Linked DNA regions of Homo sapiens: region 1 is linked to region 2. The links are chromatin loops, found by intact Hi-C in ENCODE. Cell type or tissue: heart left ventricle. All regions are shown on one strand. Each heading gives the region's core, and the rest is flanking DNA. Links, peaks and the distances in the headings are about the cores only.

What was found. A loop is a pair of places that touch in the nucleus more often than their neighbours do. Peaks named below come from ENCODE experiments on the same cell type or tissue, not always from the same donor. Only the 100,000 strongest peaks of a DNase experiment are listed, where the experiment ranks them.
Region 1: a loop joins it to region 2, with 4 times the contacts of the local background. A loop is called at or near these places in 12 of 110 quality-filtered maps.

Annotation. Positions count from the first base shown.
Region 1 is chr9:4,312,018-4,320,432 of GRCh38, forward strand. It overlaps a transcript of GLIS3 not described here. Among named protein-coding and RNA genes, the nearest start is that of GLIS3, 16 kb to the left of the region's middle. In heart left ventricle, for the core only: a CTCF peak has its summit at 3,785 (motif pointing right); a DNase peak (open chromatin) is centred at 3,784.
Region 2 is chr9:3,729,145-3,737,559 of GRCh38, forward strand. No RefSeq gene overlaps it. Among named protein-coding and RNA genes, the nearest start is that of RFX3-DT, 65 kb to the left of the region's middle. In heart left ventricle, for the core only: a CTCF peak has its summit at 3,656; a DNase peak (open chromatin) is centred at 4,597; H3K4me3 peaks cover 439 bases; H3K27ac peaks cover 1,061 bases.

The sequences.
Region 1 (8,415 bases), core at 224-8,223, 580 kb after region 2:
AAAATAACTACTGGGTACGAGGCTTAGAATCTGGGTCACAAAACAATTTGTACAACAAACCCGCATGACATGAGTTTACCTGTATAACAAACCTACACATGTACCTCTGAACCTAAAATAAAAGTTTTTGTTTTTGTTTTTGTTTTTTTAAAAGAAAGAAACTTTACAGGCTGGGCATGGTGACTCACGCCTGTAATCCCAGCATTTTGGGAGGCCAAGGCTGGCGGATCACTTGAGGTCAGGAGTTCAAGACCATCCTGGCCAACATGGCAAAACCCCATCTCTACTAAAAATACAAAGAAGAGCCAGGCATGGTGGTGCACACCTGTAATCCCAGCTACTGGGGAGGCTGGGGTAGGAGAATCACTTGAACCAGGGAGTGGGAGGTTGCAGTAAGCTGAGATGGCACCACTTCACTCCAGCCTGGGTGACAGAGTGAGACTTTGTCTCAAAAAGAAAAAAACTTTCCAGTTGTACACATAAACAGGCACCCATATGAGCATGCATGTACATACATGCCAATTTTGCCAATAAATTATGTACAGTATAGTTATACATATGAAAAACAAATCTGCTCTTCCTCCCAGTTTCTTCTTGATTGCACTTGCATTCCTTGTCTTCCTCTCTTCACCTGACTATGCTGTTACCTTAGGCCTTTTCTATCCTTTCCCTCTCTGTTTTATGGCTCTGCTCACTTCGTTGTGGCTTAGTGGAACTGAAGGAGGCCTTGGGGCTGGTGGAGCTGGGTATGCCAGCCCTGAGGGCTGTGTCTTCAGCCAGATCATTTAATCTCTGCTCCTCAGTTTACTCATCCATAGGAAAAGCTAACATTTTTCAGGTGCTTACTCAGGCCAGGCATGTTACATATATTAGTTCATTTAATCCTCACAGTAACACTACGAGGTTGGTAACGTTAGCCCCACATGCACACACTGAGGTACAGAAAAATTAAATCACCTCCCCAGGATACACAATGACAGTAGCTCCTCTACTTTTTCCAGTCTTGTGGCTTCAGAGTCTGTCCTTTTAGCACTATGCTATGCTGTTTCTTTGGGGAAGACAAAAAAGCCTCAAACTGAATTCCACATACCTGTGTAACAGTACTCTTTTGTTGATTAGAGATAACATGGGAGGTGGAGGTTGGACATACAGAATGCCTGGCACATAGTAGGTGTAGCTGTCATCAAACTCCTCTAATGAGTGTCACCCTAAGCTTCCTCCGCACAGCTCCATTAACTCTGGCAAGTGTGTCTGCCTCCATAGCCCACAGGGATCTTAGTTTGAGCAGCTGTCTTCTTTCTCAGCCATTGCTGCTCCCTCTTCAGCCATTCTGCTCACTGTGCCACCTCCCCCTCTCCATCTCACCTTCCCTGCTTTCTGGATGTTTCTGGCATCAGCTTCCATTTTTCAGAACCCGTCTCCTCCCACCACCCAACTTGAGGTCCTCAGTTCTCTCAGCCAGACCATTTCTCTAACCTCCGCGTGGCTCCATTGGCCTCCAGTCTCTCCCCACACAAATTTGGCTGACAGGCAGTTGTCAGATTAATGGTCCTGGATGTGACTCCTTGATCTTGGACCTTGATTTTTCTCTCTGGCAGTATCCCCTGCCCAATACTCTGTTCTTGAGTCAAAATGGACTAGTTACTAGAGTCTCCAAACACACCTTGAGTTTTACCTCTGCTGAGATGCCCTTCCTGGACCAGTCTCCCACCTTAAGATCAAGTTCCAATGCCACCTCCTCCCGCAGCCTTCCCTGGGAGTCTCAAGTGCACGTGGACTTCCTCTCCCTTGCATTTTCCACTGGGTGTGTGTTGCAGGAGGTAGGTGATCAGCGTGCATGGTCTTTTACACCTCTATCTGATTTACAAGGTCTTACACAGGCTTGGGCCTCAATATTTGTTAAAAATATAAATGTGTAAATGGGAAAAACTGAAGTCCAGAAAGAGTCACTGACAAAATCAATAAATCAGGTAGTTGAGAGATGGCGTTACATAAAAATGTAGTTAGCCATATTGCCTGAGTTTAAGCCAACTCTAGCGTTTATTAGCTGGTGTGACCCGGGGCAAGTAACTTAACCTTTGTGTGCCTCAGTTTTCTCAGCAGCAATGTGGGAATAGTAATAGTACTTATCTCATAGGATGGTCATGAGGATTAAGTGAATTAATATTTATAAAATGTGTGAAATGATACTTAATACATTGTAAGCACTCAAATGTGAGCTGGTGTTGTTTTTTATTAATGGCAGGATCAGAATTAGAATCAAGAACCCTTGACTTCCAGTCCAGTGCTCTTTCTCCCAGGCTGCATGTCTTGGCACTGTGTAGCTACCTGCCACCCAATGCTCTCTGTTTCCTCAGTGTCCTTACTCTTTGTTCAACTTCCCCACTCCATGCAAAAAAAGATGCATGCACACAATATGTTTGCATGTGCATATACAATGAAGTCAATAGGTAAATACTGCTTTTTCCATTTAAGGCAGTCTAGAACTTTGATGATGCTATGTGGTCTTCAGGCAAAAAAGAAAGAAAGTAAGGGATCTTCTGTCACTCACAGTGCAGGGTAAACCTCTACTAAGAAAAGAGACAGCTACGGAATCTTTCATATCTTCTCTAGTTCCAAGATGCTTCCACTAGCAGTTTCTGAAAAGCCACCATGAGAGGTTCAGAACTCACATGAAAAAGAACACTGATTTTTCTGGAGCCAGGCAGAACTGGGTTTAGATTTCAGCTTTCTCATTCATTAGCTCTGGGATTTTGGGCAAGTTCCTTTAACCTCTGTCCCTGAGCCTTCATAGGGCTGTAGGGAGAATGGATGAACCAATCTGCAAAAGGCATTAAGCTCAGGGCCGGGCACCCAGCGAACCCTGCTGTTAGCTCTATTCCTTTGGGATGAATAGTGCTGGAACTCTCAGGGATTCAGAGCTGCTGAGGGTGAAAATGGGAAGCCCCGAAAGCCAGTTTGCCAAGACCATAGCTTGTGAAGCCATTCTATAGCTACTGAAGAAATATTTCCTCTCTTCCCTTGTGGTCCTTCCACTCTCTCCTGCTCTTCTGTGTACTGACTCAACCAGAGTGTCTTTTCTCGGAGATACAACTCCCACCAAAGAGAAGAGAAAGAGTCTAATTTTGGATCTCAGTTAATTTGGGAAGTGGCCTTTCTCACACTTAAAATCATGTGTCCCAGATGCATTTCCTAGTGGAAGAAACAAATCTCGTCATCTTGTCAGTCTCTAGTGCACTTTTCAAGCTGACCCAACATGATGTTGAGAGGACAAGTGATCATGCCTATCTCCTACACAAGAAGCCTGAGACTGAATGGTTTGCCGGGAGACTCTGGGGTCCTTATTGTTAGTATTTCAAGGCCTGCTCACTCAGTCCATGTTCTAAAACTCTATATGCAATGACAATTTTCTGTATGCTCTCCATTTAATAATAAGTTTAAAGTTTTATTTTTAAATAAAATGAACCTCTATTTTTTAAAGCCTTTAAATTGATTCAAACCCTTCTAAAACAGAGTTAATTCCTAAACTTCACCCTCTGCCGCCTACATGCCTTAGAAATAGAGTTTTCCATGGAAAACTCTTTTCATGGAAGACATACACTCAGAACACCTCACTTTGTGTGGCTACATTCTCATGAACTTTCCTGCAAAACACAGTGGGGACTGGAGACAACCTCCCTGGGTCTTTTGGGGCCAGCCTCTCTTGAGATACTGCTCTTAACCAAACCCAAGAGGGAGGTTCCTGGAAGGAGAAAGAGTGACTTGGGCCGTCAGTAGGTGGCGCCCGTTCCCCAGCATTAGCCCTGACCCTAGCTCAGCAGTACCAGGACATGTTCTTCCAGGTATGGGGTTCTAGAATGCAGGCCTCTTAGAGCAGATATCTCGTATTACCTCTTGGGATGCTGTTGCCCTGAAACACCAAGTTGTTCACAAAACTCTGCTACTCTAAATTTTAGAAAGGAAGCAGGATATTACATATTGTATTTTTAAAAGAAAACACATATTTATCTGGGATGATCACAATGGAAATTTTAAATACATGCATATCTATGTATGTATGTATATGCTATTCCCCTTTATGAAGCATACATCACACCAACACACCTCTCCTAATGCCACTGTCAGTCTATCCTCAACAAAAAAGATTTCTCCACCTTTTTCTGGTTTTGGAAGAGAGGTTAGGATTCCTACAAGCTAAATTGTAAAGAATAATCATTAAACTCATCTAGCTACCTTTGCAAATCCAGTGACTGCTCACATAACCCCTTCACAGATTCTCCCATAAGGTCCCACAACTTGTTTTGCATTTAAAATACATATTCATTTTTTGTGGGTCCTTAACTGGACTGACTTTATTGCAAGTCAACAGATATTTTAGCAGCTCCTACTCCTTGCTAGGGACAGAGTAGTACAGCAGGTCCTTAAATATCATCATTTCATTCAACATCATTTTGTGATAACATTGATGAGAAAAACAAAATCAGTTCCTGGCCAGATTCACTGTGTGGAGTGTACATGTTCTCTACATGTCTATGTGGGTTTTCTCTGGGTACTCCGGTTTCCACCCATACCCCAAAGTGTGCATGCTAGGTGAATCAGCATGTCTAAATGGTCCCAGTGTGAGTAAGCGTAGGCATGTGTGTGAGTGTGCCCTGAGATGGGACGGCAGCCTGCCCAGAGTTGGTTCCTGCCTTGCCCCCTGAGCTGCTGGGATAAGCTTCGACCATCTGCAACCCTGAACTGGAATAAGCTGGTACATAATTATCTTAGTTATTTTTATTAATCTTTTAAAAATGTATGCATAGCTCAAATTTATTTCCGTGTTTAATATGAGAAGTGTTGGTGATCTTTATTTAGAAGAAGTTTTTGTGACCAGAAAAACCATCATAGGAACTTAACTCTTGTTTATATCCATTAGCCGTTGGTAAAATTGGTTTTTTAATATGTTTTGCTTAAAGTCACAGTGTCTAAGAACCTATTGACAATGTTAAGTGAAGACTTGCTGTCCCTTCAAGGAGATTAATCTAGTTGAAAGATGAGGATGCTTGAGCAGGGCACTTAGAGTAAAGAAAAGATGGTCTTTGATATCCTATTGGCTAAGAAAAAGAAAGAATGTATTCAGTGCCTTTCGACTGCAAGGTTAAGCTCAAAATATATTCTTGCATACTTTAAGTACCGGTCTTTACATCAGAAATGAGGTGGAGATCAAGTTCTCTTGTACTTAGCCTGTGACCCAAGCTGCCATCATCAATCCTTAGCACAGCCTTTCCTTACCCATGCACTGGCTTCTCAGTGAAATCTTCCAGAGAGTTTTTTACAGTACTGATGCCTACCCTAAAGATTCCGATTTAATCACTGTGGGATGCAGCCTCCACACACATTTCCCGAGACATTCTTCTTGCAGCCACACTTGAGAACCACTGCTTTAAAGGCATTTGTAATTGGTATGTCTTTAGGAAGCAGATGTCTTTTTAAAAATATCAGTCTAAAGAAGACACAAAATCCCTATGAAATAACAATGGCAAAAAATGCTAAAGTGAGTATAAAACATTTTAGATTACGTATTGCTTACGATTATTCATCCTTTTATATGATACCTATTTTCATTAGTCATAGATTCTAAATGTATCTTTTTTAAAAATCAGCAGGTTGATCACAAAGGTGGTCTACAGAAAAAATTAAGAGAAAGAAAATGAGCAGGCATTATTCAAGTTCCTACTATGTGAAACATTCATGAAGCTCAGAATTTATTTACTGTTCATTTTGTCTGGGACCTAAAGAATTCAAACCATTGAGAGTGAATGAAGTAGCACATGTAAAAGAGTACTCTGTAAACTTTAAGCTGCCAAGCAGATGGAAGTTATTATCAATAACCTTCTTCAGCCTTACTCAAGCCAAGGGAATTGTTCCTTGTATGATTGATGATAAATAATATTAAAAAAGCACATCTACATGGTAAAATCTCTGTGAAGATAGACTTAGAAAGAACATGTGTATAATGTCAGAAAAGCAACTAGAAAAATTATAGAAACTGAGGAATGTCAAAGTAAGTTATTTCAGCAGCTGGGAAAGGAGGAAGCATGCTTTAAAATGCATGCTTTGAACAAATGTATTGGTATTCTTGGGAGCCAGGGTCTTGCTGCGGGAGAAGTGGTGGGTGGAAGGCAGTTACAATGATGGAAAGTGGGGAGGTAAGGAAGAGTTATCTGGTGTTTGATGGGAATTCGAGGGGCCAGGATGAACCCACAAATTTAAAGAAATGTATATCTCCCAGTTCTGTTCACTGAAAGCACCTAGAATCAATGACATCTCAGTAGTCGTGAGCACACCTAGGGCCCAGAGTTTCGTTTCTGAATACATCCCTCACTAAAAGGAAGCACGGAGAAATGGCTGATTCCAGGACTAGGGCAGGGAAAGTACAAAGCGAGCCGTAAGCATCTTGTGACAGAACGTAAACCCTCAAAAATATAAGGGGCAGTGTCAAAATAACATAGGAGCCAGCTTGAAAGAGCTCCCTCTGGCCAATTATGGGCAATTTTAGCTTCAAAATAACAACAATAAGTTATAAAACATTGGCAGCAAAAAGAGTCCAGATGTTCACACAGAGATAAAAAAATATATAAATAAGTAAATAATGGGGAAGAGAAACCTCTTTTTTACAGTGAAATACTAACAAACATAGAAGAAATGTTTGTTTTAAAAATCACAAACTTGCAGCCTCTGCAGTAATAACAGATGAAGATGACAGTCTTCAAAAGATGCTAAAACTATTAGGTGAAAGTTTGTTGGTGAACAGGATATTTTCAGAGCCTCAAAATATCTCCCCACAGATTACTTGCTGATTGCAAAGGGGGGAAGTTCCTGTACAGTGGGTTCATCAAAGTGACATCATGTGCCTCCCGGAGTGAGCTGCTGAGGACACAACAGTATTTACATGGTATTCCTGCCAAAAATGCACAACCTGAATCTAATCATAAGGAAATGATCAAGCACTCAATTGGAGGGGCATTCTGTAAAACAGCTGGCCTGTACTCTTCAAAAATGTCAATGTCATGAAAGACATGAGGAACCATTCTAGGGTAAAGGAGACAAAATATACATGACAACAAAATGAAATGAGTGATCTCAGCTGGATTCTGAATGAGAAAAAAATCACAAAATTGAATATTAATTGTATATTAGGTAATGGTATTGCATTAATCCTGAATTTGATCATCATACTGTGGTTATGTTAGAAAATATCACTGTACTTAGGGGCAACATTCTAAAATTTTATGGCCATTATATCCATAGCTCCCTCTCAAATGATCCAGATGGGGGAGCAGGAAGAAACAGAACTCAAATGTGGCAAAATGTTAACAACTGGTGAATCTGGGTGAAGGTACATGGAAGCTCATTATTCTATTCTTGCAACTTTTCTGAGAACTTGACGTTTTTCTAAGAAATGATTTTAAACATTTTTAAATGTTTTAAAATTTATTGTGTAATGTGTTTTGGTAAAATCCAAATACTAACACTTTTTTTTTTCTAGAAACAGGTTCTTCCTCTGTCACCAAGGCTGGAATGCAGTGGCATGATCATAGCTCACTGTCACCTCAAACTCCTGGGCTCAAGTGATCCTCCTGCCTCACCCTCCCAGGTAGCTAGGACTATAGGTGTTTGCCACCACGCCTGGCTAATTTTATTTTGGGAGGTAGAGACAGGGTCTCACTATGTTGCCCAGGATGGTTTTGAACTCTGCCCTCAAGCTATCCTCCCACCTCAGTCTCCTACTAGTACCTCTTAAAATGTTATCACAAAATTTCTACCCCAATAACGTTATTGAAATATACTTGATCAGTAATATGAGTAAACTAATATTAATGAATGATTTAGAACCAGAATTCTAATCTGTCTACGCATGGCTCACAGATTTGTTTTGTTCGGCCTATAGAATTGGTCCTTACAGTAGGTTAGTAGAGGGGGTTGTGTGTGTGTGTGTGTGTGTGTGTGTGTGTGTGTGTGTGTGCGCGCGCACAAGAGTCAAATTAGTTGCTAAGTAAGAAACATAAAAATCATGATTTTCAGCTTCTTTTGAAAAATCAAAAGCTGGCAACATTTGACTTCCCAATGGGCGTATCTGAGTCACAGCCACCCCACTTTTGACATGTCATGTTTTTTATAGGTCAACAAATTCCCTTCCATTCTGAATGTCTCTGAATGTCTCCCTGACCCTGCATGCTTCATTCACTCCAGTTGCCTGACTAGCCCCTAAAAGAATTTGAGTTTGTGAGCTGACTTTTGGATAATAAAGAATAAACAGGAAAGTAAGACCATCACCTCTGGAAGGGAGTTGAGAAGGAGGTGGGACTGAAAAGGCATCTTCAGTTCACCATGCCTCAAACTGAACTCTTACTTTCCCCTTCCTGACCCATC
Region 2 (8,415 bases), core at 247-8,246:
GTCTGGTCTCAAACTCCTGACATCAAGTAATCCACCTGCCTCGGCCTCCCACAGTGCTTGGATTACAGGAATGAGCCACCACACCTGGCTATCAACCTGGGACACTGTAACGCCATCCTCTAGGAAAGACTGTACTATAGAGAACAATGTAAATTGTATCACTTTTCTACATTTAAGGTTTTTTTATTTGTTTTGCTTTTGTTTTCAATGCAGGAAGAGCTTGTTCTTCAAAATTGATTGAATTGCCAGTAAAATTATTAATTTTCTTAGCAGCATGATGGGCAAGAAATCTAAACTTCAAGTGAAACTAGTCATGCTTGCATTATTTTTTGCAATTAATTGCTTGAGTCTAAGCCTGCCATTTAAAGAAGAAAATCTAGGATACATCATTTGATACATACCCACTTCCCTACTCTGCCACACACCCATGCATAAAAAGTCAAACCACCTATATTTAGATGAAGAAGAGGCTTGATAGTTCTTCAGTTTATAGGTGCCAAACTTCAGCCAGAGCTATACACTGTGGCCACTGAACACTGGTCTTGCCCAGTCCAGGGGATGCTTGGTTACTCCTGTGGAGATGTTCTTGTGTGGATGTTATAGGAGGCTCTACAATCAGTCTAGCTCATACTCCTGTGCTATGGCTGCCAAAATTACTACCCTATAACCAGGCCCAGAAGAATTTCAGGTTGTAGCCACATATGCCAGAGTTAGTTTTCCTTAACCCCCATTACTGAGTTCATTCAACAAGAAAGGCTAAAGAATTTGCCCAAAGTTACACAGCTATAGAGGGCAGAGATGGGTTGCAAAATTAAGTCTTCAGATTCCCAATGCTTTTTCCATTAAATCTTGCTACCTTTCCATTAAATTTGTTGGTTTCTATGGATTCAAAACTGGGAAACAAACCTTGATCAGGTTACTAAGAACCTCATATCATGTCCAGCTGATCTTTTGAAAGGAAGGATTCATTGAATCTGGGGTGAATAGTCCTATGTTGTATTTGGTGGCTTAGAGCCCATGACTTTTAGTTTGAAGGCATTTGGACATATCTTCCAACACTTTATACACAGATACTTTTCTGCCTCAGTGGCATACTGGAGAGCCTTTTCTTTTCTTTTAGAGACAGAGTCTCACTGTTGCTCAGGCCAGAATGCTGTGGTGTAATTATGGCTCACTAACCTCGAACTCCTGGGCTCAAGAAATTCTCTGTCTCAGCCTCCTGAGTATCTAGGACTACAGGTGCATGCCACCATATCTGGCTAATTTAAAATGTTTTTGTAGAGATGGGGTCTTGCTCTGTTACACAGGGTGGTCTTCAACACCTGGCTTCAAGTGATCTTCCTGCCTCAGACTCCAAAAGCACTGGGATGACAGGCATGACCAACACACCCAGCCCCAAGAGACTTTTTAATGCTACATTTACTCAATTGGGATATGTACTTCATATAGAAATGAAAGATGAGCGAACTTCAAACATGAGATAAAGATTTCAAAATGTGTCATATCCGGGTTAAAAGTCTCAGAAAATACTTGTAACAATGAGACACACAGTGCATAAATTCTTAGTAATTTGTTTGTCCTTCAGCCACATGGTGGGACACATACCTAATCACACCAATAATAGTATCATGACATACCTTTCACATTATAATGTGCTATATATAATGCTATAACTTGTCATTAAAACATGCAATGAAGTAATAAACACAAATGGACTTTGTGGTTAGAATCAAAACTACTTTTTCTAATTTGAAAAAGAAACTGAAAATTGTATAAATGTTCCTCCAAATTGAGTTGTTTCTTAAATTCTTATTAACGTTTCATTATATCCCCTCTTCACTTCATTTCCTAATTTAACAATTTACTCGATACTCCCAAGGGTGACATGGCTGTCCTCTATAAAGGCACAGAATGTTCAACATGCCCCAAAGAAGGCAGAGTGATGGAAAGGACAGACAGCTAGACTGGGAAGAAACAGATCTGTGTTTAGTTGTGCTGTATTAGAAACATCACCCAATTCTAGGTTTCAGTTTTCTCATGTTCAAACTAAGTGGAGGAATTAAACTAAACAACTTCTAAGATACTTTCCACCTTTGAAATTTTAGACCTCTGGCTTTTGATTAAATTTCCTGAATGCCAACCTCCTCATCCAGAAGGACTATGCTGAAGGCCACATAAGAAAGTGATGACTTATGTTTACTTGAGCCCCTGTAATCCCAGTGGAGAGACTGAGATGCCTACCCATGAAGCTGAAGCACATATTTGGAATACGTAATGCTTTGTATTTCTTTAAAAATTTAATTTAGTTCATTTTTAAAGAGATTTTATTAGTCCATTTTCTGCTGTTTTAACAGAATATCACAGGCTGGGTAATTCATTTTAAAAAAGAAGTTGATTTGGCTCACAGCTCTGGAGGCTAGGAAGTCCAATAGCATGGCCCCAGCATCTGGTGAGGGCCTTCCCATGCATCATCCGTGGCAGAAGGCATTATGTGGTGAGCAAGTGCATGAGGTGGAGAGAAAATGGGGGCCAAACTTACCCTTTGATCAGGACCCCACTTCTGAGATAACTAATCCACTCCTGTAACAGCATTAATCCATTCACCAGGCAGAGCCCTCATGACCTCATCACTTCTCAAAGGCCCCACTCCCCAATACCATTTTATTGGAAATTAAATGTCAGCATGGGTTTTGGAGGGAACATTCAAACCATAGCAGAGAAAAAAGGCACTCCTTAGTCTGTGGTGATTAAAAAGGGTGAAGGGAGCAGGAATAAACTCAGCAATTCAGCACCCTGCGTACACCAATCTGAGAGATATAAAAAATATTTCCTGTTCAGGCAACAAAAACTTAAAAGCCAATAGTTATGGTACGCAAATAACTGATAAGCTAAACTGTATTAACAGTATAAACTGTTTTGTATTCCACTCTATATAACTTTACCAGGTAGGTTCCATTCTGGATTATTACAAATAGGGATTTGACATTTCTTTTATAATTGGACGCCTGGGGTGTACAATAAAAATATTTCAGTCTCTGCACCTCCCCTCTCTGCTTCCTTCTTTTACAATGGCAAATTTCCCTTCTCTTCTACAAGCTGACAAAATACAGCCTGCTTTCTGGCTCGCATGTACCACATGCTGGTCACACACAGCTGTTTACAAAAATGCAGACTTTTGCTGCCTAGAAGAGTATTTTACCCGGTACTCAGCAGTTATAGACAAGTGATTATCTTTAAACTCTGATCTTAAATTTGAGTGATGTAAGATGGTTGATTTATTCTTTATAATTATTCCATAAAAATAATAAATAGATACCTAATCTGAAAGATAGTTACAGATCTTGCTTTATGGAGGTCACTGAATTCTTCAGTGTTCCATGAATAACACTGTTCGGGTCTAAGAGGTCACAGCACAAATAGAAAGTAGTGTTGGATACACATTTCTTAGTCTCTACCAACAGAGATCACCAACATGAGAATTGTTCAGAAGGATAACGATGCCTCAAGTATGTAAGGTATGTCTGTAATACAAATGAAACAGGCATTTGGGGGAGAAAAAACCTTTTGCCTTACTCGAGAGAGGAGCCATTCCAGAGGCTTGCCTGCACGGAAGTCTGTGGCTCTAGCTGCATTTCAATGCAGTGCTTAGTTTATTCACCAGGGGTCATCAAAGGTCTGGATTTTCTTTGTCTACTTGTTGACTCATATGTACTCTCTATATACACTCAAGAACCACTGGATTCTTTAGAATTGTGCATCAGGAGATGTGGCTTGCTTTCCTTCTCCCCACCACTCCAGGCCCACCCCCAGCACTTACTCTTTATAGATTTCTACCAGCACACTGCAGCAAGCAAGTCCATTAGATGCATCACAGAAATGCCTTTTCTAACTAAACTAACTTATTTAAAAAAAAAGAGAGAGAGGAAACATGGTATCTAATTAGGTTTTTAAAAAATAATCATTTTCCAAAGTTAGAAAGTGAAAGGCTTTTCACACTATTGTTTTCTAGATTCATGAACCAAATTGCATGCTTGGAAAACAAATGGGTCACGGTTCACTTCTGTTAGATTTCACTTAGTAACGGGTCACAGAGGGCCAGATCAGGTCACCAGATGAACCAGTTAACACTAGGCTGGGACTTTTTAGTCCCTGTTGAGCAAGTAAATAATGAAAGTTTTCAATGAAGATTTTGTTTCTGGCACGGGTAGGATCTCATGGGTCTTGGTGAACCTGATGTCTGGATTGAATACCACCTTTTGTGCAGCCCGCAGTTCCTATCTCAGTTTTCTGTGAAGCACCCTTAAATACCTTTAGTACATAGCTATTGCAAGTAGTTTGATACTTTCTTACCTCTATCCTCTGAATAAACCAGATTGCATCCTTTGAAAGCTCAAAAGTGAGACATATTTCAGCCACAACGAGGAGTGGATTCAGCTTATAGCTTCTTCCCAGGGGAACATAGCTTCTATTTATGAATCAGTGGTATTGAGAGGTGACAACCTGCTGACAGCCCTCGCAGCCCTCGCTCGCTTTCGGCGCCTCCTCGGCCTTGGCGCCCACTCTGGCCCCGCTCGAGGAGCCCTCCAGCCCGCCGCTGCACTGACGGAGCCCCTTTCTGGGCTGGCCAAGGCCGGAGCCTGCTCCCTCAGCTTGCAGGGAGGTGTGGAGGGAGACGCGCAGGCCGGAACCGGGGCTGCGCGCGGCGCTTGCGGGCCAGCGCGAGTTCCGGGTGGGCGTGGGCTCAGCGGGCCCGCACTCGGAGCAGCCGACCAGCCGGCAATCCCCGGGCAGTGAGGGGCTTAGCACCTGGGCCAGCAGCTGCTGTGCTCAATTTCTCGCCCGGCCTTAGCTGCTTCCCTGCGGGGCAGGGCTCGGGACCTGCAGCCCGCCATGCCTGAGCCTCCCCCCACTCCGTGGGCTCCTGTGCGGCCGGAGTCTCCCCGACGAGCGCCGCCCCCTACTCCACGGCGCCCAGTCCCATCGACCGCCCAAGGGCTGAGGAGCGCGGGCACACGGCGCGGGACTGGCAGGCAGCTCCACCTGCGGCTGAGTGCGGGATCCACTGGGTGAAGCCAGCTGGGCTCCTGAGTCTGGTGGGGACTTGGAGAACCTTTATGTCTAGCTAAAGGATTGTAAATACACCAATCGGCACTCTGTATCTAGCTCAAGGTTTGCAAACACACCAATCGGCACCCCGTGTCTAGCTCAGGGGTTGTGAATGCACCAGTGGACACTGTATCTAGCTACTCTGGTGGGGAGGTGGCAAACTTTGTGTCTAGCTCGGGGATTGTAAATGCACCAGTCAGCACCCTGTCAAAACGGACCAATCAGCTCTCTGTAAAATGGACCAATCAGCAGGATGTGGGGGGGGGTGGGCGGGGCCAGATAAGAGAATAAAAGCAGGCTGCCCGAGCCAGCAGTGGCAATCCCCTCAGGTCTTCCTTCGCTGTGTGGAAGCTTTGTTCTTTCGCTCTTTGCAGGAACTCTTGCTGCTGCTCGCTCTTTGGGTCCACGCTGCCTTTAGGAGCTGTAACACTCACGGCGAAGGTCCGCAGCTTCACTCCTGAGCCAGCGAGACCACGAGCCCACCGGGAGGAAAGAACAACTCCAGACGCGCCGCCTTAAGAGCTGTAACACTCACCGTGAAGGTCCGCAGCTTCACTCCTGAGCCGGCGAGACCACGAACCCACCAGAAGGAAGAAACTCCAAAGACGTTCAAACATCAGAAGGAACAAACTCCGGACACGCCACCTTTAAGAACTGTAACACTCACCGCGAGGGTCCATGGCTTCATTCTTGAAGTCAGTGAGATCAAGAACACACCAATTCTGGACCCAGTATCTCCCCATACCCTAACTCCTTTCCCAAAGTAGGCAGAAAAACAGCCCTGTTGTTCCGGTGGAAGCCTTAGCTCTGTATTCCTTTTAGACTGTATTTCAAAACGCATTATTAGAGCCCCAAAGTCACCTGGTGAAAGAATGTGAGAGCTGGAAGTGGCCTCAAAATCCAGTTGAACCCTCTTATTTCATATGTTTGGAAACTGAGCACTAGAAAAGGTAAGTACTGCTTCAAGTCAATTGCTGACAAAATGGATCTAGTCTATTTCTATTGCATGGTGCCTGTTTCCAAATAAGATGTGGAGAAATCTTAACAATACAAAATACATAAGGTAATACCACAGAAAAAGGCAAACGAGACTATGGAATGAGGAGGGAGTCAACTATGACAGATGGCACAGGTGGTAAATTTAGCTCTGAACATTCTTGAGATAACCCAGGGCACATGGTAGCAGTTAGGACTCCTCTCTCCAAAGGTTACTGGTCGTTTTCTTATAGACTTGTCAGGAATGCTATAAAAATACCATGGGACACATGGGGACCATGGTTGTGTCAACAAAAGAAGAGGTTTACCAAGGCTTTTTTTTTTTTTTTTTTTTTCCTGAGATCGAGTTTTGCTCTTGTTGCCCAGGCCAGAGTGTGCAATCTCGGCTCACTGCAACCTCCACCTCCTGGGTTCAAGTGATTCTCCTGCCTCAGCCTCCAGAGTAGCTGGGATTACAGGCATGCACCACCACACCCAGCTAATTTTGTATTTTTAGTAGAGACGGGGTTTCACCATGTTGGTCAGGCTGGTCTCGAACTCCTGACCTCAGGTGATCTACCCGCCTTGGCCTCCCAAAGTGCTGGGATTACAGGCATGAGCCACCATGCCCGGCCAAGGTTTGTTATTAAGAGAGGGTTGTGAGAGCTGATAGAAGATGGTGAACAGTTAGGCAAGGCCTTCTGAGAATCAGAAATCTCCACTCCACACCAGTGTGGAACAAACATTTGGCCAAAATGTACAACAGTGGAGGACACTAATTTTTAGTTAAAAAAAACACCACTACCTATGACCTGTTAGCCTCCTGACATAATATGGATGTTACAATCATGAAAAAAGGAGGGGTGGCCCAAGGTAAGGTCAGTTACTTTTTATTTTCTCTTGGCATAAAATCTTTCTTAAAAGGAACTAGAACACCCTTAAGAAGCAGAATTTGCCCACTGACCACATTCTGTTTTATGTGAAATAATATAACCCAACGTCAACTTCTGCAAAAGCACTACTTTTTCAAGCATCCTCAAAGTAAGTCACAGGGACAGTTATTTCAAAGTGACATTTACATTGTCAATGGGGAACTGAATAGCTGAAGGGTGAGATAGTGATCTAGAGAAGATTTAATCCCAGGACCAAGAGGAGGCAGATATCTGTGAGAGAGATAAGGCAGCCTGGAGCTGCTCATAGCTTCTTATATTTAGATGATTGGGAAACACCGCAAGTTGCAAAAGGCTTTACTAGTTGCTGCTAGTGTGTGCGCGTGTGCGTGTGTGTGTGTGTGTGTTCAGGAGAAACTATTGGGAACATGATCTATTTGCATATGTCTTAATTCATTTTAATTTGGGGGGCTTAAATACTTTGGAATGTATTTCAAAATTCTTTTCTCTCTATCAAGTTATTGTGTGTTTGCTTGTTTGTTTTTGTTTTGGAGGGTGTTTCTGTGCCTCCTATTTGAAAGAGATTAAGTGTTTTTTAAGGGGCTTTAAGGAACTATGAGGAAAATGAGTAAGTTTCTGTTTTGTGAGGAGAACAGAAGGTTGCAGAGGGCAGAGATCATAGCCATCGATTATGAAAGTGTCATGATAGCAGATGATGTGCCTCTGCTTTCTGTGAGACACAGAATAACAAAATGAGTTTTAGCAAAGAAGACTGTTGACAATCTAAAATGTGTCAGTGAGCAATAGAGAGATCCAGGAACTACCTGAAAAGAAGAATAATTGAAAGAACTGGGTTGGTTAGCCTAAAGCTGAGAAGACGTTTAGGCAACATACTATTATAGTTTTCTTAAATAGCCACAGGAGCTATTGAGAGGAAGTTCAGCTCTGTAGAACCATGACCTGGTGGACAGAAGTTTTGAATAGGCAGGTGCAGCATCAGCACAAGGAAGTCCTTCTTATCAATTGATTGGGTGTCTTAGACCTTAAATATTTTCTTACCAATGTCTTTTAGCAGAGGGTGGATGGCGCAACAGGGGTGTTGTAGAGAAGATTCCTGAAGTAGACAGATATTGCATTGGATAATCACAAAGGCTCTTCTTACTTAATCAAACATGGTGGACTAAAGATAACAAAATAAGATGCAAATAATCTACAAAAGCAACCTATTGAGTACATTTATACTCAAAGCTAAATCAGATGACTAAATATGACTATCTTCCTTTTTGCAAGTCTACTTAGAAGCAAACCTGAGACTTTTCCTTCCCCACCCCCACACGTCACTACTCCACTTCCCCTACCCTAATAGTCCAAAGTAATGCGTGAACATGCACTTCAAAAATTAGTAATATATTTTCAGCAAAAGGTAAAGGGTATGTGAGATAGA